2 separate regions of the Homo sapiens genome follow, and region 2 is linked to region 1. Evidence: read pairs that join two places in POLR2A ChIA-PET (ENCODE). Cell type or tissue: Panc1. All regions are shown on one strand. Each heading gives the region's core, and the rest is flanking DNA. Links, peaks and the distances in the headings are about the cores only.

Evidence for each region. Peaks named below come from ENCODE experiments on the same cell type or tissue, not always from the same donor. Only the 100,000 strongest peaks of a DNase experiment are listed, where the experiment ranks them.
Region 2: POLR2A ChIA-PET joins it to region 1 with 8 read pairs; 1 of 35 experiments calls an interaction of 5 or more read pairs at or near these places.

The regions. Positions count from the first base shown.
Region 1 is chr15:44,082,061-44,098,977 of GRCh38, reverse strand. The region is part of intron 1 of FRMD5 (FERM domain containing 5); the gene reads left to right. Among named protein-coding and RNA genes, the nearest start is that of FRMD5, 100 kb to the left of the region's middle. In Panc1, for the core only: no CTCF peak of the experiment used is centred there; DNase peaks (open chromatin) are centred at 6,606 and 10,967; H3K27ac peaks cover 2,197 bases.
Region 2 is chr15:43,199,817-43,207,816 of GRCh38, reverse strand. It overlaps EPB42 (erythrocyte membrane protein band 4.2), which reads left to right. Exons shown (of 13, transcript NM_001114134.2): 9 at 376-618; 10 at 1,188-1,487; 11 at 4,542-4,702; 12 at 5,840-5,973. Among named protein-coding and RNA genes, the nearest start is that of EPB42, 17 kb to the left of the region's middle. RefSeq lists a silencer at 3,232-3,526. In Panc1, for the core only: CTCF peaks have their summits at 3,114 and 3,315 (motif pointing right); a DNase peak (open chromatin) is centred at 3,295; H3K27me3 peaks cover 287 bases.

The DNA of each region.
Region 1 (16,917 bases), core at 3,602-11,601:
TCCTGCTCAACTTTATAAACATGTCCAGGAGGTGGGGAGCAGTTTGCTACTCTTCATTTGCAAATCAATTATCTTTATATAAGTAGCAAATAGTCTATTTTAAAAGCTCAAAAGATAATTTTTAAATGAGAATTTGCTTTGCATGAAGTGTGTAGATGTTGGAAAAAGGTGACTTTGTCTAATTATTCTAATATATGAAGTTTAAAGGAATTAAGAGAATGTAAAAAATGGAGGCAGTAAAACGTAGAGTCTTCTTTAAGTCACAACTGTGACAGGGTCTCTTCAAGAGGCATCAGAAGTGACAAATGACCATTGGTGAGGAAATGGTACATTTGCAGTTTGGGTTCATAGTTTTCTAACTCTGTGGATAAAGAAAGACTCAAGGCTCTGACAGAAACTAAGTCATAGATTGCTTTTCTGCTTATGTCTCTCTCTCTCTTTTTTTTTTTTTTTTGAGACAGAGTCTTGCTGTGTCGCCAGGCTGGAGTGCAGTGGCATGATCTCGGCTCACTGCAACCTCTGCCTCCTGAGTTCAAGTGATTCTCCTGCCTCAGCCTCCCAAGTAGCTGGGACTACAGGCATGCACCACCACACCCAGCTAATATTTGTATTTTTAGTAGAGATAGGGTTTCACCATGTTGGTTAGGATGGTCTCGATCTCTTGACCTCGTGATCTGCCCGCCTTGGCCTCCCAAAGTGCTAGGATTACAGGCGTGAGCCACTGCACCCGGCCTTGTATCCCTTTTAGTAGAGAGTATGCTTCCTGTTCATTGAAGAGTCAGGTGACAGAGAGTAACATAATCATTGAAGCTTGGACTTTTTATTTAGTTTTTTGTTGTTGTTGTTTAGTTTTTTTTTTTTTGTTTTGTCACTCTGAACTTTTGGGAGCATGGCATTACTTTCTGGCTGCTTTAGGCATTTGGCTCTTGCTGATGCACATAACACAGGGTCAGGCCAGGTTCATGCTGCTGCAGGTCCTTTCTCCCAGACTTTAAGAAGATGACATTTTACATTAGGATGCAGTAAACATGTCATTCAAAGGCCATTCTGCAGCTCCTGGAGCACAAAGACTTGCTGAGTTTGCCATGATTGCATGCAAATTTTTGAAAAGTCAAATGCATGTATAAAACAGTTTGTCAGGCTGCTATTGGAGGAAAACAAGAACAAGTTGAAATCAATTGTTTGGGAAGAACATTTTGGCATGGTTTCTCTGAAGTTGAGTAAACATAATTTGTCCTATGTACCCATCTGGGCACACAGTAGCAGTCCTTCTGCCCACGGAAGGAGTTTGCACACATTAGACAAATTACTAGTCTGAATCTCCAAGACACAGATAGACGGTTCTGTGTGTGTATATATTTGTGTTTATACACTGTAACATATTATTCTATATACAGTGTTAAAGGCAGAGCCCTCCCCGAGGTACACTGCTTTCTTCAGAGCTTCCCTATAGTCTGCTCTGGTAGCACCTCCTACTTCTTTTAAGGTTAGTACAGGAGCCCCTCTTCTTGTCTGGTTGACCTGGACACTTTCATAGCCATGTCATTCTAAGGGTTCAGGTCTGACCCAGATAAGCCCTAAGGCCCAGACTGCTTGTCTGAAGTCTCCCAAGAGCACAGTTTTGCAGAGGCAAAGTGAGGCTTTGCTAAAGGCACTTCAGAATTTTTCTACAAAGCTTGCTGTTCCTACAGGTGAGGGTAGCTGTTTTTTTCTCCCCTTAGGTTTACTTTACTCTCACTCATCAACTCTGGCAAAGTGGATTTAACCATCAGATGTATTCTTTATTTCAGAGAACAAAGTGGTTTTGTTGGACTTCTTGTTCTCTCACTAGCTTTTGTGAAGGAAAAAAATCCTGCATGTTCCATACTAAAATGATAGCATTATAATTTTGCATCATTACATTATTTAACTGTTATCAGTAAATCTATGAATAAACTCTTCGAGACATCCATTCTCTACTTGTGTTTGTTGATTCATTATCATGCTTTTTGTACTTTCCAAAGCAGACCCCACATTTTTTGTATGAAGCATCAATAAGGGTGAGATATGGCAAGGGTCACTCACCATCATCCCTGCTTATCACTGTCTCCTTTCTTGCTCCTGACATTTTTCAGTGAGTAGTACCCCTGTGTGACAGCTGGAATACAGAGTGGTGACTGCACATTGACCTTAAGAACACATTTGTGGTTGTGAAATGGGCTGGGTCAAGGACTGCCCTCCTGCAAATTCCCTTCTACAAAATTTATTTTAAAGATACACACTACTAGGCTGGGTGTGGTGACCTCACTTACAAAGTGCTGTAATCCCAGCACTTTGGGAAGCTGAGGCGGGTGGATCGCTTGAGGTCAGGAGTAAAAGACCAGCCTGGCCAACACGGTGAAACCTCGTCTCTATTAAAAATACAAAAATTAGCTGAGTGTGGTGGCTCATGCCTATAGTTCCAGCTACCCAGGAGGCTGAGGTAGGAGAATTACTTGAACCCAGGAGGCGGAGGTTGCAGTGAACCAAGATCACACCATTGTACTCCAGCCTGGGCAACAGAGCAAGACTCTGTCTAAAAAAAAAAAAAAAAAAGATACACCGTACTAGATTGATCCTTCAGTAATACACTGTAGCATTTGTTTTAGGTTGTTAAATGAGTGGGCTTATGCTACTACGATTGCTTTAGTGTTTATATAGCATAAGTGTGGCATTTGTGATTAAATGGATCACCCTGAGTTGGAATGATGGACATAATTTAATTTACTCTTTTTTTTTTTTTTTTTTTTTTTGAGATGGAGTTTCTCTCATGTTGCTTAGGCTGGAGTGCAATGGCGTGATATTGGCTCACCACAACCTCTGCCTCCTGGGTTCAAGCGATTCTCCTGCCTCAGCCTCCCGAATATCTTGGATTACAGGCATGCACCACCACGCCCAGCTAATTTTGTATTTTTAGGAGAGATGGGGTTTCTCCATGTTGGTCAAGCTGGTCTCAATCTCCCGACCTCAAGTGATCCACCCACCTCAGCCTCCCAAAGTATTGGGATTATAGGCGTGAGCCGCCGCACCCGGCCAGTTTACTCTTATGTAGTAAGAGTAGGTCAGCCTTCCTGGAGTCTGTTAAGGATGGAAGTGGGCTTTCAAGGCCAGGCCATATCCAGTCAGGCATGCCTTTGAGTGCAGCATACAGTTGGAAGGACTAGGGCAAGAATGGGGAGAAGGTATAGGAGCAGTTCCTTTATCTTAGTGGGTTTCCAGTTGGCCATGCCAGGAGGGAATAAAGTAACTGAACTCTGGAAAAGCTACAGAATCCTGCTGCAGGGGGTACATTTGAGGAGAAGCCAGAACATTAAATGAAGGTAAGAAAATGCAAGAAAGAAGAAGCAGCACAGGTGAATCAGAGCTCCTTCAGCAACATCTGACAGGGGCTCTCTTTTGGGCATGAAGCTCAGGGTTCATTTTTAAAGTCATGCTAAACAGAAACTGTGAATTCAAGCCAGGCGTGTTGGCTCACACCTGTAATCCCATTACTTTGGGAGGCCAAGGTGGGAGGATTGCTGTAACCCAGGAGTTTGAGACCACCCTGGGTAACATAGTGAGACTCTAACTCTACAAAAAATTTTTAAAAATTAGCCAAGTGTCGTGGTGCATGTCTGTGGTCCCAGCTACTCGGGAAACTGAGGCAGGAGGCTCTCTTGAGCCCAGGAGATTGAGGGTGCAGTGAACCACAGTTGTACCACTGCACTGCAGCCTGGGCAACAGAGCAAGACCCTGACTCAAAAAAAAAAAAAAGAAAGAAATTGTGAATCCCCTGGAGGTGCTTGTTAGATGAATGGAGTCCAAGTCCTGTCTCATAGAGATTCTGATCAGGTCTCAGATGGACTCGTGGAATCTGTATGTTTTCAAATGCTCTAGATGAGTCTTATGCTTGGGTAATTTTGAGAAATACTCTGCTGCTAGATTATATTAATCCTGTTGGGTGGGACTCTATGTCGGCTGGCTCCCTAGGGGTCCAGTGAGTAATGCATCGTGAATCACTGGATCATGGTCATGTTATATCCATGGATATAATAATTTTGTCAAAGCTTTCTAGAGAGGCCATTTCAATGTGTCCCTCAATGAATTTTCCTAAAACTATCTATCAGCACAATTGAAATTTGTGGATGAACTTGGTCTGATTAAAGAGATGAAAAATGGCTTTTGAACTAATTGCCCCTTTATCTCCCAAAGTGTCTTTCAGAATATTGATATTCATATATCAGTAGCTCAGAGTGAATATTAGCTGCAAAATAAAACAGGAATCATAGGCTTTGGGTTTACATTATGACACAAAACTTTTAAGTGTGTGACCTAAAATAATTTGTGCTACAATCAAAAGAAAATGTTAAATAAAATGGAAAATAAAACTCTTAGATTTCTGTACACTGGTGATGAATAACTTGAGCATGGTAGGAGCTTGATAAATACTAGAGGAATTCCAACACACTGTTTAGTGGGAGTTTGGTGGCTCAATAAAACGTTTATGTCCTAGTTAGGACTAATGGGTTGTAGGTGTCTGAGAAGAACTCGAGCTAGCCTTAGCAGAAAGAGGGGTTTATTATAAGGATGTAGAGGTTGCCAGACCTAAGAATGGGAGCAGCTGGGCCTCAGAGAGAGACTGGAATTAGGGGACAAATGGAAAGCCAGCCCGGACCTAGGAGGTGCCCATGCTCCCTCTCCCTCTGCTTTTGTTTGCATATCTGCCTCTTATCTATATACAGACAAGATTTCTTTGTTCCACAGTCTACTTGGTAGAAAAATCACCAAGCTGCAGTACCTGAGTAACTCATGAAGACACTGCCTTGATTTGTTGTCATGATTTCAATTCCAAACTCTCAGGAGAAGAAATCTGACTGGCCTGGCTTGAGTCAGTTTGTATCCTGGGTTCATGGTAAGCACATATGCCAGAGTCCATATGTTTCTGGAGATATGGAATGCAATGTGGAGGTATGGTCTTTGAGAAAGAGGGTTCTTGCAAGCTGATTCATTCACCCCAAAAATGCAAGTATTATGATATATAATGGTGAAGACTTTTATTATTTTTTTTTTCAGTGGGGCTGGGTTGTATTGCTCCATTAAGATATTAGGGGCCGGGCGTGGTGGATCACGCCTGTAATCCCAGCACTTTGGGAGGCCGAGACAGGCGGATCACAACATTAGGAGATCGAGACCATCCTGGCTAACATGGTGAAACCCCGTCTCTACTAAAAATACAAAAAATTAGCCGGGCATGGTGGAGGGCACCTGTAGTCCCAGCTACTCTGGAGGCTGAGGCAGGAGAATGGCGTGAACCCGGGAGATGGAGCTTGCAGTGAGCTGAGACGGCGCCACTGCACTCCAGCCTGGGCGACAGAGCGAGACTCCGTCTCAAAAAAAAAAAAAAAAGATAGCATGGTTGCAGTGTTTTGTCAACCAAGTATTGTCTCTCATCCATGCTTTTGCATAATCTAATGGATGTAGTCATTTCTACCCTTCTTCACCTGACTAGCCTCATTCAAGTTCAAGTTTCAGATTAAATAACTCTTCAGGAGAAGTGCTCATCAGCCAGTCTTCCTTGTTGCTTCATGCCCTTCCCTTTCCCTACCCCTGATAAGATCAAGTTGTTTTTTTTTTGTCCTGAAGGAAGGAATGGAAGAGAGTTTAGAAAATATGTACATTCCTAAAAATACTCCCTATCTAATGTATACAAGTTTCTGTGCTAATTTTTATAAGTAATAAAAAGGGAGTAATGGCTGGGTGCGGTGGCTCACGCCCATAATACCAGCGCTTTGGGAGGTTGAGGTGGGTGGATCACGAGGTTAAGAGATCGAGACCATCCTGACCAACATGGTGAAACCCCGTCTCTACTAAAAATACAAAAATTAGCTGGGTGTGGTGGTGCGCGCCTATAGTCCTAGCTACTCGGGAAGCTGAGGCAGGAGAATCACTTGAACCCGGGAGGCAGAGGTTGTGGTGAGCCGAGATTGTGCCACTGCACTCCAGCCTGGCGACAGAGTGAGACTCCATCTCAAAAAAAAAAAAAAAAAAAAAAAGGCAGAGGATAGAACAAATATACAATTACTATAATGCAAAGTAAGATAAAAGTTTCCGAGGACAGTATAGGGAGAGAAACATTAGGATGTGGGGTCAGCGAAAGACTTTATGAAGGACATTTCACTTTAGACAGGCCTTGAAATTTAGATTAAGTTTCTAGAAGGTGATGTGGGTAGAGGTGGGAGAGGATTCTGGGTGCAGAAGTCAGAAAAAAATAGCATGGTTGTAGCAAAATTCTAGATGAGCAAAACCCATTTCACTAGAACAGAGGGCAAGGGTGCAGTAGGAGATAAATCTGGAAAGGATCACTTAGCTCATATCCTATGATGAACACAGTGAGGAAATTACACTTAATTCCATTGGCAGTGGGTTGATGAATTTTGCACAGAGTATATCATTAGAATGTAAGCTTCATGAGATAAAATGACAACAACAACTGTGTGTCTTTTTCTCTGACTCTTTAGAGTCTAGCACAGTGTCTGGCATAGAGAGTGTGTGCTTAAGAAATATTTGTGACTTCGTGAATCACAGCTGTATCTTAGCAACGTTAATTTGGCAGCACCAAATAGAATGAGTTATAGGGGAAGACTGGGAGCTGTGAGACCAATTTGGAGGTGAATATGGTAGCTTGGCTGAGAATTAATGAAGACCTTTGAGCTGAGCTAGAACAGAAAGGATGGAGGCTGACTGGTAGAACATTGTGGAAGTGGAATCTGAAGGACTAGACATACAGGAGAGGCAGAGACCCTTTCAATCAAGGGACTAGATTCCCAAAACAGAGGGACTAGATTCCCAAAAGAGAGTGACGACCAAAAGAAAGAAACCTACACGTTACTGTTTTATGAGAGAAAAATATGAAGCAGTTATTCCCCTTGCTTTTTAAATTAAAAATCGGGAGCATTAAACTTAAATACTTCAAAGTCTGCTTCTCTTGCATCCCATGTCGTCATACAGTGAGGTGCTCTGTTTATATTTCATGTAGGATGTCAGGCCTCACCTCTATCCTAAATTCATACATAGGCACTATGTATTTTTCCTTCCTCTCTTGACTGAGGGGAAGCAGGGAGAGAGGAGAGTAGAGGCTCAGGCAGCACACAATTCTAGAGAAAAAGCAAATCCTGTCAGTTAAAAAAAAAATTCCCATGGATGGAAGAAAATTAAGATAAGAGTTAGCACTGGCCTAGAGTTTCTTTTCTCAATAAAAAAAAGTTTGTGGAAAAAAGATGAGTATTTAATGAACCAGACACCATATATATAAGGGTATTTCTTATATACCTCCTTCTGGAACTTAGCACTATAAGATTCATTCAGTTACTGATTCCCATTTTTCCCATCACAAAATCTTGTTCACATTAATGTGCTGTGATTTATCTTCTTCCAAAGTCTCTTGTGCTTAGAAAAGAGAAGCTAAAATTAGTTAGGAAAGCATTCATTAAGGACTGGATCATGGGCATTCCACTAAGCACTGGTGATAAGGAGACTTATAAGTTATGTTTTATGTTCTTAAGGAATTTATTAACCTGGTTGAAGAAACAGGATATATATGTGTGTGTGTGTGCATGTGCGTGTGTGTGTGCATATATATCTATATATATCAGGCTATATATGTAAAATGTAAATAATATCATAAACATATGCCAAGTGCTAAATAAGCTTGATTTCATAATGCTTGTTTCACAAACAGGTTAAAAACCACCAGTCAGGTATACTGTAACACTTAGGTGGATTTAACATTTTCTTCTCCTGAAGAAAAATACTTAAGTATTTCCTAAAGATTTCATTGAGAGAGAAAATTGTGTTTGACAAATTAAATAGAATACCATTATTAATAGCTTACAGTTGCTATAAATTGATCTCAAATGCTTGGTACTTGAATAATGGAACAGGTTCTGTGATTTATAGTGTAACTTCATTAACAGGTGTTTCCATAGTTACAGTGCTCTTTGTGCAGGGTCCCCAAGCTGGTTGTGTTAGGTTGTCTTGAATTGCCCATTTTCTCAGATTGGGTATTTGCAGGCTTTAGTAATGGAAAGAATTTAGTTGTCATGGTAAGGATTCATAGTAGTCTTTTAAAAAAATTCAAAACATGGGACATAGAGTGATTAAAATACAGCACTTTCTTTGGAAATAAGTACTATAAGACTTAATTTAAACATGCACATTGTCAGAAGAAAATTGCAGTTATTCGCCCAGGCACAGTGGCTCACGCCTATAATCCCAGCACTTTGGGAGGGTGAGGCGGGCGGATCACCTGAGGTCAGCAGTTTGAGACCAGCCTGGCCAATACAGTAAAACCCCATCTCTACTAAAAATATAAAAATTAGCCAGGCATGGTGGTGGGCACCTGTAATCCCAGCTACTCGAAAGGCTGAGGTGGGAGAATTACTGGAATCCAGAAGGTAGAGGTTGTAGTGAGCCGAGATCACGCCATTGCTCTTCTCCAGCCCAGACAAGAGTGAAAGTATCTCAAAAAAAAAAAAAAAGTAGTTATTCATCTCTTTGGTAATTTAGACAGGGCTTCCATAACATTTTATCTTTAATTTTAAAATATTGAGCTAGCTATTGTGGCTAAATCTTGTATATTCTGAAATATAGTTACAAATCAATTGGGACATCTAAAGAGAGCAGTACTCACTAGGGATTTTATTTACATCATCTCAGTAATTTTATGGGCAAGCATTCTGAGGATCTAGGAGATTAAATAACTTGCTTATGACCTTGCAGCTTATAAATGGGATCTAAAATTGTACCCTGGTGTGTCTAACATTCACCTATACCACAGATTTTCAGATTCTTGGCCTCAACTTCAGGATAGACAAGTTTAAAATGGGAATTCAAGTAGGAGCTCCCTAAACATAGATTAAGTTCAAGTGAAGTGAGGGACGGAGGTGAGCATGCATGCACGTGTGTGTGCATGCAGGGTGTACACTGCTGAGAGATACTGTGATGGAGGCCTTTGCTGTGTTCTTTCTTTATGATAAAGAGTGAGAGAGGTGGAAGACAAAGTTTCATTAGGCCCTTAGGCCTAATCAGCCACTTTCTCTTTGTTCCTGCTTTATAATAGGCACTTCTGATGTCTTGACTTACCTGGCTACATGCACTACAGACATCTTTCACTGAAATTCTGTTTTTTATGTCCCAGTTCCTTTGCTTCTGCTTGCTCTGACTGCAGAAAACCACCCAAATAAAATGCCTTCTATTAGGAAGTGACCAACTTTTTTTTTGACGTAGGATCTGGCTCTGTTGCCCAGGCTGGATTGTAGTGGCATGACTTTGGCTCACTGCAAGCTATGCATCCTGGGCTCAAGTCATCCTCCCACCTCAGCCTCCCAAATACCTGGGACTACAGGTGCATGCCACCATGCCCGGCCAATTTTTGTATTTTTTGTAGAGACAGGGTTTTGCCATGCTATCCAGGCTGGTCTCCAACTCTTGAGCTCAAGTGATTCTCCCATGTGGACTCCCAAAGTGCTGGGATTACAGGCGGGGACCACCATACCCAGCCCTGAAAAACTTTTTAAAGGACAAGCAGACATGCCTGTTTATCTCCTGGAAACTCTGGTACTGACAAGGAGTGGTCAGTTCCACATTACACATATACTTAAAACCATCGTTAATAGTTTTATGTGGTGTTTATTTTCTTGTTCTATATATAAAAATGGACTCACAAAGATTTAAAAGCATGTCTGAGGTTATAAAGTACATTCATGCTGTAGAGTGGGAAAAGGGAGGGCAAACAAATGTGAGAAACATGGATAGATCTGGAGACACAGAGTCACCATCTTTCTGTCCCCTCCTGTGCTGATAAATTCTTTCTATTATATCAGTCTGCTGGCCAACTTTTATTTTCTCTTGAAACCTGAGTTTTTAATGTAAGTCTGTAAAATAGAGAATAAATATGAAAGTTTATCAGCAATATTAAGAATCCATTTATATTATACATTAAGGAGTTCCTTGAAGAATAAGCCACTTTGACTGGGTCAGGAGAAAACCACTACTGAGTGAAAGAGCTTAACAGTTTAGGGGCTTAGGGTCTTACGGCTTTGTAGTCAGACTGAACAGGGTTCAGATCCCATCTCTGACATCACTGGCTGTGTGCCTTTGGGCGAGCTAGTTAACCTTTCTAAATCTCAGCTTCCTCCTTTGTAAAATGAAGATACTAGTAGTTTTTGTCTCCCAGAGTTATTGTGACAATTAAAGGAGAGCACATATATAAAGTACATCATAGTGCCTGGCATATGGTATGGAATGAATAACTGATAGCCTCCAGTATTGTTTTCTCTCCTCTTAACTTCAGTCCTGAGTACCTCTCTGTACACCCAAGGTTTTGGGGGAAGGAAGAAGAGAAAACATGAGGAGGGATAACCTGAAACAGTTGATAGCTGTCAGAGGTGCACACATGGAATCAAAACATGTGGAACAAGAATCAGGGCATCATTTCTCTTTTCTAAGTCCTGATATTACTTAAATAAATATAATTATCGTGGAGTGGTCTTAAAGTTGTTGGATTTTTACCATATATTTATGATTCTGTTTATATTAAATGTTCAGAATAGGCAAATCTATAGAGACACAAAGTAGATTAGGGGTTGCTTAGAGCTGGTGGGGAGAGAGTTAATGGAAAGTGAGGAGTGACTGCTAATGGGCACATGGTTTCTTTCGGGAATGGTGAAAATGCTCTAAAACTGATTGTGATGATGGTTGCATAACTGTGAATACACTAAAAACCATTGAATTTTATATGTTAAATGAGTGGGATTGTGAATTATATCTCAATAAAAATGTTTAAAATTGGGGGAGTTTTTGCCTATCTCAACTAGAATGTAACTTTCTTGGAGAACAGGACCTATATCTTTCCTCTCTAAACACTCAGCCTAGCATAAAAACTAGCACATGGTAGATGTTCACGAAATGCTGAATAATGAATGACTCCTTGAGTAAGTCCAGGACAGAATTCTCAGACAATGTGACTCACCATACAGGAATTACTTCAGCTAGAGTAGTTTTACTTCAACTCAGTGTAACTATTGGGCTTTCAATTTTGATTTTATTTGCATTCCCCAAAGAGTTTGAACATTGCTGGGCTGGAACACCAAATTTTATTCCTAAATGCAATTTACTCCTTCTTCAATGCCTGGGATGATGATGATGATGATGATGATGATGATGATGATGATGATGATGATGATAGCAGCTGATATTTACTGAGCACTTTCTATGCTTCAGGCACTATTCTAAGCATTTAAAATAAATGAATAAATATGTGTATGTATATCTCATTTAATCCTTACAACAATTTTGGGATGGGTTCTATTATTATTCTCATGTTTCAGGTAAGGACATTGAGGAAAAGTAACTTGCACAGGTTCAGGCAGGTAGTATGTGGTGGAGCCAAAGTTCAATATTGCAGGAAAACCTATACTTTAAACTACTGCACTAGAATGTGCCGTAATGTTTTGGTTCATATATTTCAAAGGAACCTGCCTTGACTACTTTCTCCTCTGAATTCATTGCATATGTTGACTGCATTACTCTTAAGTTTATATGTTATTACGTGTTATAATGTAGGGCTCTTTGTGAGTTCTACTTACTCTATTTTAAAACTTGGGCGGGCGCGGTTGCTCATGCCTGTAATCCCAACATTTAGGGAGGCTGTGGCGGGGTGGATTACCTGAAGTCAAGAGTTTGAGGCCAGCCTGGCCAACATGCTGAAACCCCATCTTTACTAAAAAATACAAAAGTTAGCCAGGTGTGTTACCACACACCTGTAATCCCAGCTACTTGGAAGGCTGAGGCATGAGAATTGCTTGAACCTGGGAGACGAAAGTTGCAGTGAGCCAAGATTGCACCATGCACTCTAGCCTGGGTGATAGAATGAACAAACAAAAAAACACTGGTAAGGGCAGAGACTACCTCTTTATCTGTTTCTAACAGATAAAGCCATTGTTGTCCTGTGTTGCCCTTATATTATCAAGACCATGAATGATGATGATTTTTACAGTGAATGGAAATCCTTTCCATAGTACTGCTTTATTTTAAGGTCAGTATCCCTTTTATAATACAAATGTTTCATAAAAGCCATGATTATTACTTTTTAATGACAGACTAATCTTTGTCCCTCACCCCTATCAGTCCTACTCTTTAAATATCTCCATCCATGGAAGTACTCTATCAGTAGGCCAATATTCACCTTTTAAAAATTGTGGTAAATACACATAATATAAAATTTACCAATGTAACCATTTTTAGTGTATCATTCAGTGGCATTAAGTACATTTACAGTGTTATGTAACCTCATCACTCACTAGTTCCAGAATACTTTCATCACCCCAAAAGGAAACCCACTTAGCAGTCACTCCTATTTCTCTCCTACCTGCAGCCCCTGGCAACCACTAATCTGCTTTCTGTCTCTGTAGATTTGCCTATTCTGGATACTTTACATAAATAGAATTATCTAATATGTGGCCTTTGGCATCTTTCACTTAACATACTACATTTTCAAGGTTCATCCATGTTGTATCAAGTATTAATACTTTATTCCTTTTTACAACTGAATAATATTTCATTGCATGAATATACCACATTTTGTTTATCCATTCATCTGTTGATGGATGTTTGGGTTGTTTCCATCTTTTGGGTGTTATGAATAGAGCTGCTATAAACATTCATATGTAAGTATTTGAACACCTGCTTTTAATTCCTTTGAGTGTATTCCTAGAAGTGGAATTGCTATGTCATATGGTAGTTCTATGTTTAGTTTATTGAGGAAACTCTAATATCCCTTGTATAATTTTATAGATATTGTATAACACATATGGATATTATTGCTTGTATCATTATTAAACACCTCTGTTTCTCTCATTCCTGCAGTCTTCAGGCCCTCTTGGTTCTACCTTTTAAAATTATCTCCTGAATATGACAGGAGATAATAAAAAAGCTTCCATTTCCATTCAAACCATCAGACTCTTAGTATATTTTACCTAACCAGTTGCTAAGTGATTTGGGCAAATTATTTAATGTCTTCAAGTCTCCATTTCATTATTGATAAGATAGAGGATAATGTATATATGGGGTTGTCATAATTGAGATAATACATATAAAGCTCTTAGCCTTCTGATTGCATAATAGGGCTCAATAAATGTTTGTGATTATTAATAATCTTTTAACTTGTCTCTCTTCCTCAGGTTTGGTTACCTCAAAATTCATTAGCCATACTGCTGGTAGAGTAATTTTTCTAAAATGCAAAATTAACCATTGCTTCCCTATTTTATATTTTCTTACAACTCTCTATGCCTATAAGATAATGCCCAGACTTGGTTTGAGATACCCCTCTTTGGCTTCTCTTGCCCTATGTGGCTCCTTATCAAGACCAGTATTGGCATCCTAACCACCCACAGGGCTGCCATAGTATCAGGTCATTTGCTTTCTCTTCTGTTTTCTTACTTAATTTTTCTACTTTGACCTATGAGTCGTTGCCTTATCTTCTTGAAAACTTAGCTATGTATTTTTAAAAAATGTTTGCTATATTTTATTCTGAAGTTTCTTTGAGTTTTGTTGGCAGAGGCTTTTTAGGTTATCTGGTCTACCCTATTGACAGAAATAAGTCTTTTTTATATTTCTTGTCTAATCTCCTGTCTTTCCACTTTGCTTCTCAAATAGGAGTTAGGGCTAGAAGTGAGTTCAGTGTATCTTTATATTCCTAGGCTCTAGAACATAGTGCTTATATAATATCTATTTAATGAATATTCTCCAAACCACATTGTTTATTTGGAATACCTGTTCACCTTTTAAAATTCACAACAAACTGATTGTTGCAATTGCCAAATAAGAATCTATATAAATGACAGCTGCTGAGTGAAGTTTGTACGTAGGGGAACATTTCCTGGTAGCCATATTAGATTTCCATAGGTAAATCTCTTGGTGCTCAGATCACAGTCATTTGTGTGTAATGATATCTGGATGTGGTTTATACCACACCCCCAGATTGCTTCCCCAGATTGTATATCAAAGTCACGATCTTTTGGCAGAATTATAATTGCCCATGGGGAATGGTGGCCTCTGAGTTTCATAGCTCAGGGATGTATTGTTGGAGCTGCTGTCAGTTTTTCACTAGAGATATAACAATTGAAGTGTCTTACATTTCTATAGTTCTTTTTAAAAAACAAATTTGAGATACAACACATACCATTTAAAGTGTACAATTTAAATTTAAAGTGTACAATTCAATGGAATAAAAGCTAAAGGATTATTAGCCTGGAGAAGAGAGAAAACTTATAAGAATGTGACAGCTTCCTCCAGTATTAGAAGGTCTATCATGTGGATAATATACAAAAAAGGTTTAAGTCTGTGCTGTGTTGCCCCAGAGGGAAGAACCAGGAAGTTGCAAGGAGATAGATTTATATCAACATTTATATCTGAATTCATATCAGAAGAATTTCTAACAGTTGGCATTAGTTGAAAATAAAGTGGGCTGCCTCGGGAGTTCATAAAACTCTCCAACAATAATAGTATCCAAACAGGAGCAAGATGACTGGTAGTGGGGAATTCTGTAATGGTGATTCAGGCATCCCATGGGTTGTATTAGGTGATTTCTGCGGTCTCTTTCTACCATGAGAGATTGATTCTTTGAAGGCTAGAGAAAACAAAGGGAGAAGAAGTTTACAGCTTGCAAAACAGGGGGTATGTATAATGTAAAGATAGGTGTGTTATCATCTTCTTGAAATTTGGTAGTCAAAACATAAAATTTGAGATTAGCCGCCTCATTATATAGGTGGGACATTCAGATACAGAGGTTATTAAACATTGCCCAAGGTCAAATAGCCAGTCAGTGGCAGAGTTGGAACTAGATTCCCTATTGTTTTAAGACAAATAATGGAATTATTCATTTTAATAATTAAGATAAAAATAATTTACTGGATGGAAAAACTGACAGGTCCAAGACTAGGTTATGACCACATCCTTAATGTATTATTAATGAAAGGTAGGTATGTTCAGGATACCTTTCAAGCCTTTTGAGGATAAGATCAAACAGTACAAATGACAAGCTTTACTACAAAACTTACCCTGGTGCTGCTGACAGAAAGAAGATATTGAACTGAATGAACCACTGATTTAACACACAATGGCTTTTAAACTGTGTATGTCTTTATGTCTTTTCTCTGTTTGCTTTTATCATTGTTTTTGAATGTTTTATTATTTCCATAGTTTGATCCCATGTGTCCCGTTTTATTCCAAGTCCACTTTTATCTCAGCGTCTTGAATGGTTAACACAAACAACAAATGCATTAAACAGCAAGGCATTGTAACTTCTAACATCAATAACAGTAAAAGCAGTAAGACATTCAAGAACAATGAAATAAAAGCAGTGGGGGAAAAAATCCTGGGTTCAGTTGAAGCTCGGCTAGGTGTATATCAGCCAGTAGTGAAGCTTGAGCAGGATCACAGAGGTTAGAAACAATTGTTCCAGACTATGAATGGACAGCAATTCTGTCCTCCAAATTTAAACACATAGCATTAAAATATTACAATTAGTAACCATGCAAGACTGGCATGAGAAAATGAAATCTAATCTTGATCCTTGTTTTAAATATTTTAAGAGGAGTTTATCAAATAAATTTTCTTGCTTTAGTGGATGCATTTAGAAGAAATGGGACCATATAGATTTGTCCTGTGAGATTACATGTCTTCATCTTCTTCCTAGCATACCAAAGAGAGTAGGATATTTGCATATTTCCAGTTCTCTTTTCACTTTCTAAAAATCACATGAAATATCCTGTGATATTTATATATGACCACTGAGGTCCAAAGGTAAAAGAAGGGCATTTTAATCTGTCTTTTAAGGCATATAATCAGAAAGTGTTTGAGAAGCTTGTCATGAATTATGAGCACTTTCAGTGAATCACGTACAGAGTATTTTCAGCACAAAATCCTGTGAAATTTAGGTTCATAATTGCATCACACTCCTTTGGTACCATTGTTGGAGTCAGAATTCACTTGGGAAAACACTGACTTAATTGGCAAACTTTATCTCTTCTTCCTTCAGTACACCTGCAAAGTGCTTATCATAATAGGAATTATGCTTGTTCCAAGGAGAAGCTATCCTTGTGAATTAGCCAATTAGCTAGTGTTTCATATCTTATCTTTCATTCCCAAGCCTGTGATTTTTTTCCTCTAAGTACCAACATTTATTTGTGAGCTTGCAAATTGAAATGTATGTATTCCTTTCCTTGACATCTCATCACTGTGTAATATGACCTTCAGCTATGCTTTTAGGAAATGATTATGTATGTCTGAGTTAAAAAAATATCTTCAGACTGTTTGTGGAAACTGATTTTTTAAAACAAATTTTAAAGGAACTTCCTGTCTCATAGAATTTCTTGGCATATAAAACAAGGGAGTCTTCAATAGAAATGAAAGAATACTGAATGCAATTTGTACAAAACAGCATATTTGGCTGTCAATTATGGACAAAATCACCAGAAATCAAACACCTGGTCTCTCCAGGGAGGAGGACTGATTGTCACATAGCAAGAATACTGGCTGACCTAGCATAGTTCAATATATGGGGTGGAGAGTATCTCACCACCAGAAAAGTCATTTGAGAATACATTTAAAAATATATTAGTTTGGTTTTGCCAGTGCAGACTTATTCTCGATTAGCAGATAGAGTGTTTTTGAAGGAGATTTGCTGCAACCTTTAAACTCAACTTTTCCCCTCTGTGTTCCGATATGAGCTAGTGGCGTATGGGGACCCTTACCTTTGTTTTGTAGAGTTAATGTGAGCAAGAAAGAATTTGTGTGAAATTTTGAACAGTCATAAGAATTTTGGTATTTATAAAAATAAAAAATTCAATTTATTTTTGAAAA
Region 2 (8,000 bases), core at 1-8,000, 890 kb after region 1:
ACCCAGGAACAGAAATGGCACAGAGCCTGGCACCTAGTAAGTGCTCAAGAAAGGTAGCCCTATTCCTGTCATATCCATAGTAAAGCTGGCTTGAGAGCTCCTCACGCTAAATATGACCCTCTGAGCTTCTGCCTGTCCAGTTCCTGAGAGGGCTTCTGCCAGGGACCATGACCAAAAAGTTTTATCACTAAATAGTTGATCACTAAATAGTTTCACCTCTGTGACTCTCTCAGAAACCCTGCCTAGTGCTCACCTCTGACCTTGGTCCTCGTGGAGGGAAAATAGGCTAGAGGATGGGGACTGAGGTTACGCAGTTCTGAACTGAGCAGAGGTCTAGGCGCAGCTCCCATGCTCACCAACCTTTCTCTCCCTCAGTCCTGGGGTCCTGTGATCTGGTGCCGGTCAGAGCAGTCAAGGAGGGGACGCTGGGGCTGACCCCAGCAGTGTCAGACCTTTTTGCTGCCATAAATGCCTCATGTGTGGTCTGGAAGTGCTGTGAGGATGGGACACTGGAGTTGACTGACTCCAACACAAAGTATGTTGGCAACAACATCAGCACCAAGGGTGTGGGCAGTGACCGCTGCGAGGACATCACTCAGAACTACAAGTATCCTGAAGGTACGGGCCAGGGAAGGGCCCCAGGCTTCTCGGTACCTGAAACGGCAAGCGAGGGAAAGGGATGGGCCTGGTAGATGCAGCCAGAAAGAGACTTGTCCTTTCCGCATCATATAAAACAGGGTTTCTCAACCCCATTTGACACCATTGACATTTGGGCCCAGATATGTCTTTGTTGTACAGGCTGTGCACCCTAGGACATTTAGCAGCATTCCTGACCCTCAGAGGAAGTCTAAATTCTTTCACATAGGAAAATTCAGTTCCCTGCAAAACTGTCCTCAGAGACAGTGTTGACTTGTCCCCAACCTTGCTCTCTCATCATTCAAGGGGAGAATTCATAGCACTTGAAAAAGAACTTGGTCCTTGAGTGGTTTGGAAGAGACACACTGTATCGGTGGTGGAGCTGCCTGACACAGACATTTTTGGGCTAAATATGGCCTTAGAGGCTTGCTGAGTTCTTGTGACTTTGGCATTTGAGCAGAAGTGGGTAAATGGTTTTGATTCCCAGGGTTTTATTAGAAGCATTTATACCACCCGGGTAAAAGGTCAGCTTTGTTTCTTCCCTTCTCCAGGGTCTCTTCAGGAAAAAGAGGTGCTGGAGAGAGTCGAGAAAGAGAAAATGGAACGTGAGAAAGACAACGGCATCCGTCCTCCCAGTCTCGAGACTGCCAGTCCTCTGTACCTGCTCTTGAAAGCACCCAGCTCCCTACCCCTGAGAGGGGATGCCCAGATCTCAGTGACGCTGGTTAATCACAGTGAGCAGGAGAAGGCAGTGCAGCTGGCAATTGGGGTCCAGGCTGTACACTACAACGGTGTCCTTGCTGCCAAGCTCTGGAGGAAGAAGCTGCACCTCACGCTCAGTGCCAACCTGGGTAATGCTCTATGGCCCCACCAGACACCCCCCGACACACACACACACATGGCCCCTGCCTTGGGCAGGCAGCAGCCACAGGGCACCCCCTGCAGTCTCTAGAGATGGCTTTGAGCCCCTGCTGCTCACTCTCATGTTCTCTCTCATTCATTCATTCAACACATATTTATTGGGCCTGAAGCAGGAAAAAAACACGATGCCAACTGCAGTCAGATAAGTAAACAGACCCTTCGTAGCAGTGTGAGAAGTGTTTGCTGAGTTTAACAGAGTACAGTGGCAGGAGAGCACCTCCCCCCAGGCTGGAATAAGCTGCCCCCAAATAAATTGTACTGCATGGAATCTGGAAGGATGAGTAGGAGAGTAATGGCCAGAAAAGTAAGTCTTGGCATTCCAGACGGAAGGAGCAACGTGTGCAAAGGGCCCTGCTCATCCCTGAGGTTCTTTCTTAATTGGTCTGAGATGGGGTCCAGGTATTGTTTTTTTCTTTTTTTAACACCCTGTGTTATTCTACAGTTAAGATTCCCTGAACCAGAACAATTGTTTTTAAATTTTGCTGCACATTAGAATCACCTGGGGGAAGTTTGATGCTCAGCCTGCATCTCAGGCCAATTAAATGACAGATTCTATGGTGGGCTGGACGCAGTGGCTCATGCCTGTAATCCCAGCACTTTGGGAGGCCAAAGTGGACAGATCACCTGAGGTCAGGAGTTCAAGATCAGCCTGGGCAACATGGTGAAACCCCGACTCTACTAAAAATACAAAAATTAGCCAGGCTTGGTGGCACACAACTGTAATCCCAGCTACTGGGGAGACTGAGGCAGGAGAATCGCTTGAACCCAGGAGGCAGAGGTTGCAGTGAGCCAAGATCATGCCACTGCACTCCAGCCTGGGTGACACAGTGACACTCCGTCTCAAAAAGAAAAAAAACAAAAACTCCATGGTGGAACACATCAGAATTTTTAAAAACTGAAGTAATTCCGATGTGCAGACAAGTGTGAGAATCAGTTGACGAGAGCTTGTCTACAGCATTGCAACAGCCTTCTAACCGGTCACCTCACCTCCAGTCTCTGTATCACTCTTCCCTTTCCAAGCATGGGAGGAGTGGAGTTGGGAGAGTGGCGTGAGAACTGGACAGGGCCCAGGTGACACAGGGTCTTGTCTCTCTTGCTAAGGAGTTTGAGTTTTGTTCTCTGGGTAATGGAAAACTGGTGGAAGGTTTCAACCAGGGTAGTCAATGGAATCAGAAATTCATTTTAACAAGAAAGAACTTTTGGCAGAATGGAATGGAAGGGGTCATATAAGAAGAGTGCTTCTTAACCTTAGCTGCACATTGAGTCATCTTGGGAACTTTTTTTTGGGGGGGGGGCGGAGGGGGCAGCCTTCTGAGCCAGAGTAGGTTCAGAGACTCCGATCATCTGGGGAACTTTTAAAAATACTGATGTCTGGGCTTCATCGCCAGAGTCTGATGTAACTGATTTGGGGTGTGGCCTGGCATTGGGATTGTTTTGTAAAGCTCCCCACTTGATTCTAACATGCATCCAGTCTTGAGAACCACTGGATTGAAGATGAGAAGGTTGTGTAAATCATCAAGTCAAGAAATCAAGGCCAAACTAAGCTAGCAGCACTTAGAGTTAAAACATATTAAGGAGTTGAGATAGATGGGGCTTGTGAATGTGTGAATGTGTATATGTGTGTGGTGGGTGCTTCTGGTTTGGGTGAGTCACTAGAATAGGAAAAATGGGGAGGAGCAAGTTTGGGGAGAAAAAGGATGGATTTGGTTGTGGCACATTGTGTCTGAAAGCCCGTGACACACGCAAGTGGAGCTGGCCAGCAGGTGGCAGGAGACCTTGGTAAGATAAAGTTCTGGGCTGGAGCTCAGACGTGGAAATCCCAGCACAGGGGGGCCAACAAAGAGTCAGGGCATAGATGAGCTCATGGCAGTGGGGAGAGGTCAGTGAGTAGATGAGAGGGTGAGGAGGGAACCCAGCAGCAGCAGCAGCATTTAGGGGGCGATCAGAGGAAAAGCAGAGTAAGGGAGGTCAAATAGTCAAAGAAAGGGGGCACCCAGCAAGGTCAGCAGAAAGGGCACGAGGTGTCAAGGCTGAAAAGCACCATTAAGAGAGTGGACTTACAGAGAAGCTTCCTGGGCGTTAAGCCAATTGCGTTGGGAAGGTGAGACAAACTGTCTAGTCCTCCCTGGAGGCATGACAGGAAAAGGTGAGGCTGGGGAGTAGTCAGCCAGGGACACTGGGCAGAGGGAGAGAGTTGAACCTGCTTCTATGCTGAGGAAAATAAGCAGGCAAGAGGGAAAGAATGGAGCCTCAGGAGAGATGGGTTAAAATTGATAGTGCTATGCTTGGGGATATGAGACAACTAGAATAATTGTAGCTCACATTTATCAGGCACTTACTATTTGCCCAAAATGGTGTTAAGTGCTTTATATGCATCATATGCATCATCTTGTTAGCCCTCACAACCACGTTCTGTGGCAAGAACCATTGCTATCCCCACTTTACAGATGAGGAGATGAGACACAGAGAGGGTCGTTAATTTACTCAGGGTTACACAGCTAGTGTGATGGGGTCAGGATGGGGCACAGATTTAGAAAGCAGAGGATTCAACTTAGGCAGGGGGGATACCTCATCCCCTGAGCAGTAGTGACAGTAGGAGTAGATATTTCTTCTGTAAGGTGACAAAGCGAGACCCTGTCTCTAAAACAAAACAAAAACCCTACAAACAACACAAACCATCCCACTAGGTAGGCATTATTAGACAAGGACACTGAGGCCGAAAGAGCTTAACTTGTTCCAGTTCACAGGGGACCCTTTCCCAACCCCACTGAGGTGGTCTGCCAAGAGCATTGTCGGGGTTGGTGATGGGGATGAGGGTGAGGAGTGAGGTCTTGAGTGAGTTCCAAGTGTACAATTGCTGGGGAAAATGGTGCATCTTTCTGGCCTCAGTGAGGCCCTGAGTCCTTTGTATTGTGTGTGTAACTATGGCTGTTTCTGGGGTACATACACCTGTTGCCACTGACTCCACCTGTCATGTGTTTCAGAAAAGATAATAACCATCGGCCTGTTCTTCTCCAATTTTGAGCGAAACCCACCCGAGAACACCTTCCTTAGACTCACCGCCATGGCAACACACTCTGAATCCAACCTTAGCTGCTTTGCTCAGGAAGACATTGCCATTTGTAGACCACACCTTGCCATCAAGGTAGGCACCAGTCCTCCCCTGAGTTGCCCTCGTCTGCCACCACTCAGGTCCCCATTTCAGAAGGAATCCAGGCCCCTTCAGAGCAGATGACTGTGCTGCAAGATTACCAGAAAATGCTACATTTAAGAGCTCCTTCCCTTGAAAGACATAGTTTCTTACATGCCCTATTAAGGTTTAAATCTTCCAACTTCTTTAGTTAAGTAAAGGTTTCTAAAATTGGGGCCTTCCCAGTTACTGCCTCCTACCTACAGGGATCATAATAGCCTATGTTTATTTAGCACCTCATACACATGCCAGAGGATTTTCAGCTCCTTTATTTCTTTCTAAGCCCTGTGAGGTAGAACTGTTCCCATTATTCAGATGAAAAAAGTGAGCCCTAGAGAGCAACATGCCCAAGATTATAAAAACAGGAAGTTCTAGAGGCTTATGGCTCTTGGTCCAGCCCTCTTTCCATGTGTCTACCCTGGCCAAAATGAATGAGATCTGATCCCTGCCCGCAAGCAGGTTATAGTTTAGTTAGGGAGACACAACATTTGGTCTTCCAGATAAGTGCTTTAATAGATGCACAAAGTTGCTATGGAATAAGTGAAGCAAAGGGAATTAATTCCAGCTGGTGGGTTTGGGGATGACCTTATGAAAGAGATGACATCTATGCTGGGCCTTGAAAAATGGGTACCCTTTCAGTACAGAGGTAGGGGAAGGCCACTGAAGACAGAAGAAGACAGCAAAGAGGTGTAATGGAAGGTAGCGTGAGGCGTGTGCTGGGGATGGAACAGTCCCTGACGGGGCTGGGATGTCACTTAGTCATGGGAAGAACAGGTGAGGTGGGAGAGGGGGTTTGGGGACACACCATGAAGAACGTTGAATACAATGTAAACTGAATTCCCAAGACAGTGGGAAACCCTCCAAGGGGTCTGCATAGAGGAGAGGCGACATCAGAAATCATCAGTGAAGGACCAAGGGTGGGAATAAATGCAGGAAGAGCAGGTAGAGCGGTAGAAGACATCAGCTGTGAAGTTTGAGTCAGCTTGGCAGAGATGAGGAAACTTACTGAGGAGGGTACAGGGGTGCATGGGAGGAGAGAGTGACTGCAGCTGTGCCCTTGGCATCCACACCAGGTATTGCCTCTTCCCACAGATGCCAGAGAAAGCAGAGCAGTATCAACCCCTCACAGCCTCAGTCAGCCTCCAGAACTCCCTAGATGCCCCCATGGAGGACTGTGTGATCTCCATCCTGGGAAGGGGGCTCATTCACAGAGAGAGGAGCTACAGGTAAGTGATGGCAGGCTTCTCATCCCCCTGAAATGTCTCAATGGGTCAGAAAGGCAGGGCCCAAGAGAGAAACTCTCTCTTTGCCATGTCCATGCAGACAGCAGATACCCCTAGAAACTAAACTAAAGGATTAGGGCTACCAAGTGGCTTCCCTCATCCTAGGACCACCATATCTGCAGGAGGATGGGAGTGAGGCAGGCTGTGCGGGCCCCTTGGGCACCCGCCTGCCCTGGTTGCTGCCCTGATCCTGCAGGGAGAGCCTGGGTGTTGCTGTGAATATAGGCGAGGGCATTAGGGCTGGGTATTGGAGAGTAATGAAGGGAGGACAGGCTATCTTTCATTGTGGTCAGAGGGCTACATTCTGGTAGTCACCACCACAATATACAATTTTGTTTAATTTATTCCCTTTTATTCCCATTTTCACCACCATCCTTCATATCCTTTTATTCGTACGTATAAAATGTGTACTGTTGCTTTCATGAGCCTGTACTTTTAACTTATATAAATTTATATTTAATTGCTTTCTTACTTTTCACTCAGAACTATGTTAAGATTTATGCCCATATGTCTTCTGCTACATAATATTTCATCGTGTACACCCACCACTTTCTACCACTCCACTCCACAGAGATGGGCACCCAGAGTGCCTCCAACTCTCTGACACTGCAAATAATGTTGCAGTGCACATCCTCACACAAGTCTCCTTATATACTTGTTTGAAAATTTGGTGGCCAGGCCCGGTGGCTCACGCCTGTAATCCCAGCACTTTGGGAGGCCAAGGTAGGTGGATCACAAGGTCAGGAGGATCGAGACCATCCTGGCTAACACAGTGAAACACCGTCTCTACTAAAATTACAAAAAATTAGCCGGGCACAGTGGCAGACGCCTGTAGTCTCAGCTACTTGAGAGGCTGAGGCAGGAGAATGGTGTGAACCTGGGAGGCGGAGCTTGCAGTGAGCCGAGATCACGCCACTGCAGTCCAGCCCGGGTGAAAGAGCGAGACTCCATCTCAAAAAAAAAAAAAAATTTGGTGGAGTCTGGGGATATATACCCAGGAATAGAATTGCTGGGTCCTAGGCTATGATGTGGTTTGACCAGGTACTGTCAGATTTGCAGAATGGCTGCAAGAGTCTCCACTCCCTCCAGCAGCACATGAGAATTTCTGTATTCCTACCCCTCCTTCATTCCTGGCAATACCCAGCTATTAACATTTTCTTCCAGTCCAATAAAAATGAAGTAATATCTTACTATTATTTTAATTGCAACTCTTCATATGTTTGTTAGCCTTTTATGTTTTCTTCTCAGTAAGTAGTTTGTCTTATTTTGCCCACTTTTCTTTTGGTGTTTCTGTGCTTCCTTCTTATTGATCTGTAGAAGTTTCCTGTATAGTCCAGGTATTAGTCCCTTGTTGGTTTTAGACGTTGCAAATATCTTCTTTCATTATGTCTACTGCATCCTTAGTTGAACAGACAGTATAAAGTTCAAGATACTTACTCCTACCCTCCCTGAGGTCCCTAACAGGTGTGTGGGTTACTGAGCCACTGCCTCAGCCTCATGAAACTTAATGAGACATTCTTGCCAAGAAATCAAGAGAAGGGACTGTCAACATTTAACCATACTTTTGTGGTCTCCCAAATCAGTTGTGGGGCAAAGCTCCCCAAAGGAAGTCTGTCACCAAAAGAAGGTTTATAGGCAGGCCAGGAGGTTGCTGACAAGGCTCCAAACACCACCTGCTGACATACTGACATCCTCTCAATAAGCCCTGCTACATCCACTGTGCTTAGCAATAAGCAAGGGTTCCAAAGCTATAGCTCTTTATATTAGTTCGTGTTCACGCTGCTGATAAAGACATACCCAAGGCTGGGAAGAAAAAGAGGTTTAATGGGACTTATAGTTCCACATGACTGGGGAGGCCTCAGAATCATGGCGGGAGGTGAAAGGCATTTATAACATGGTGGTGGCAAGAGAAAATGAGGAAGAAGCGAAAGTGGAAACCCATGAGAAACCTATCAGATCTCATGGGACTT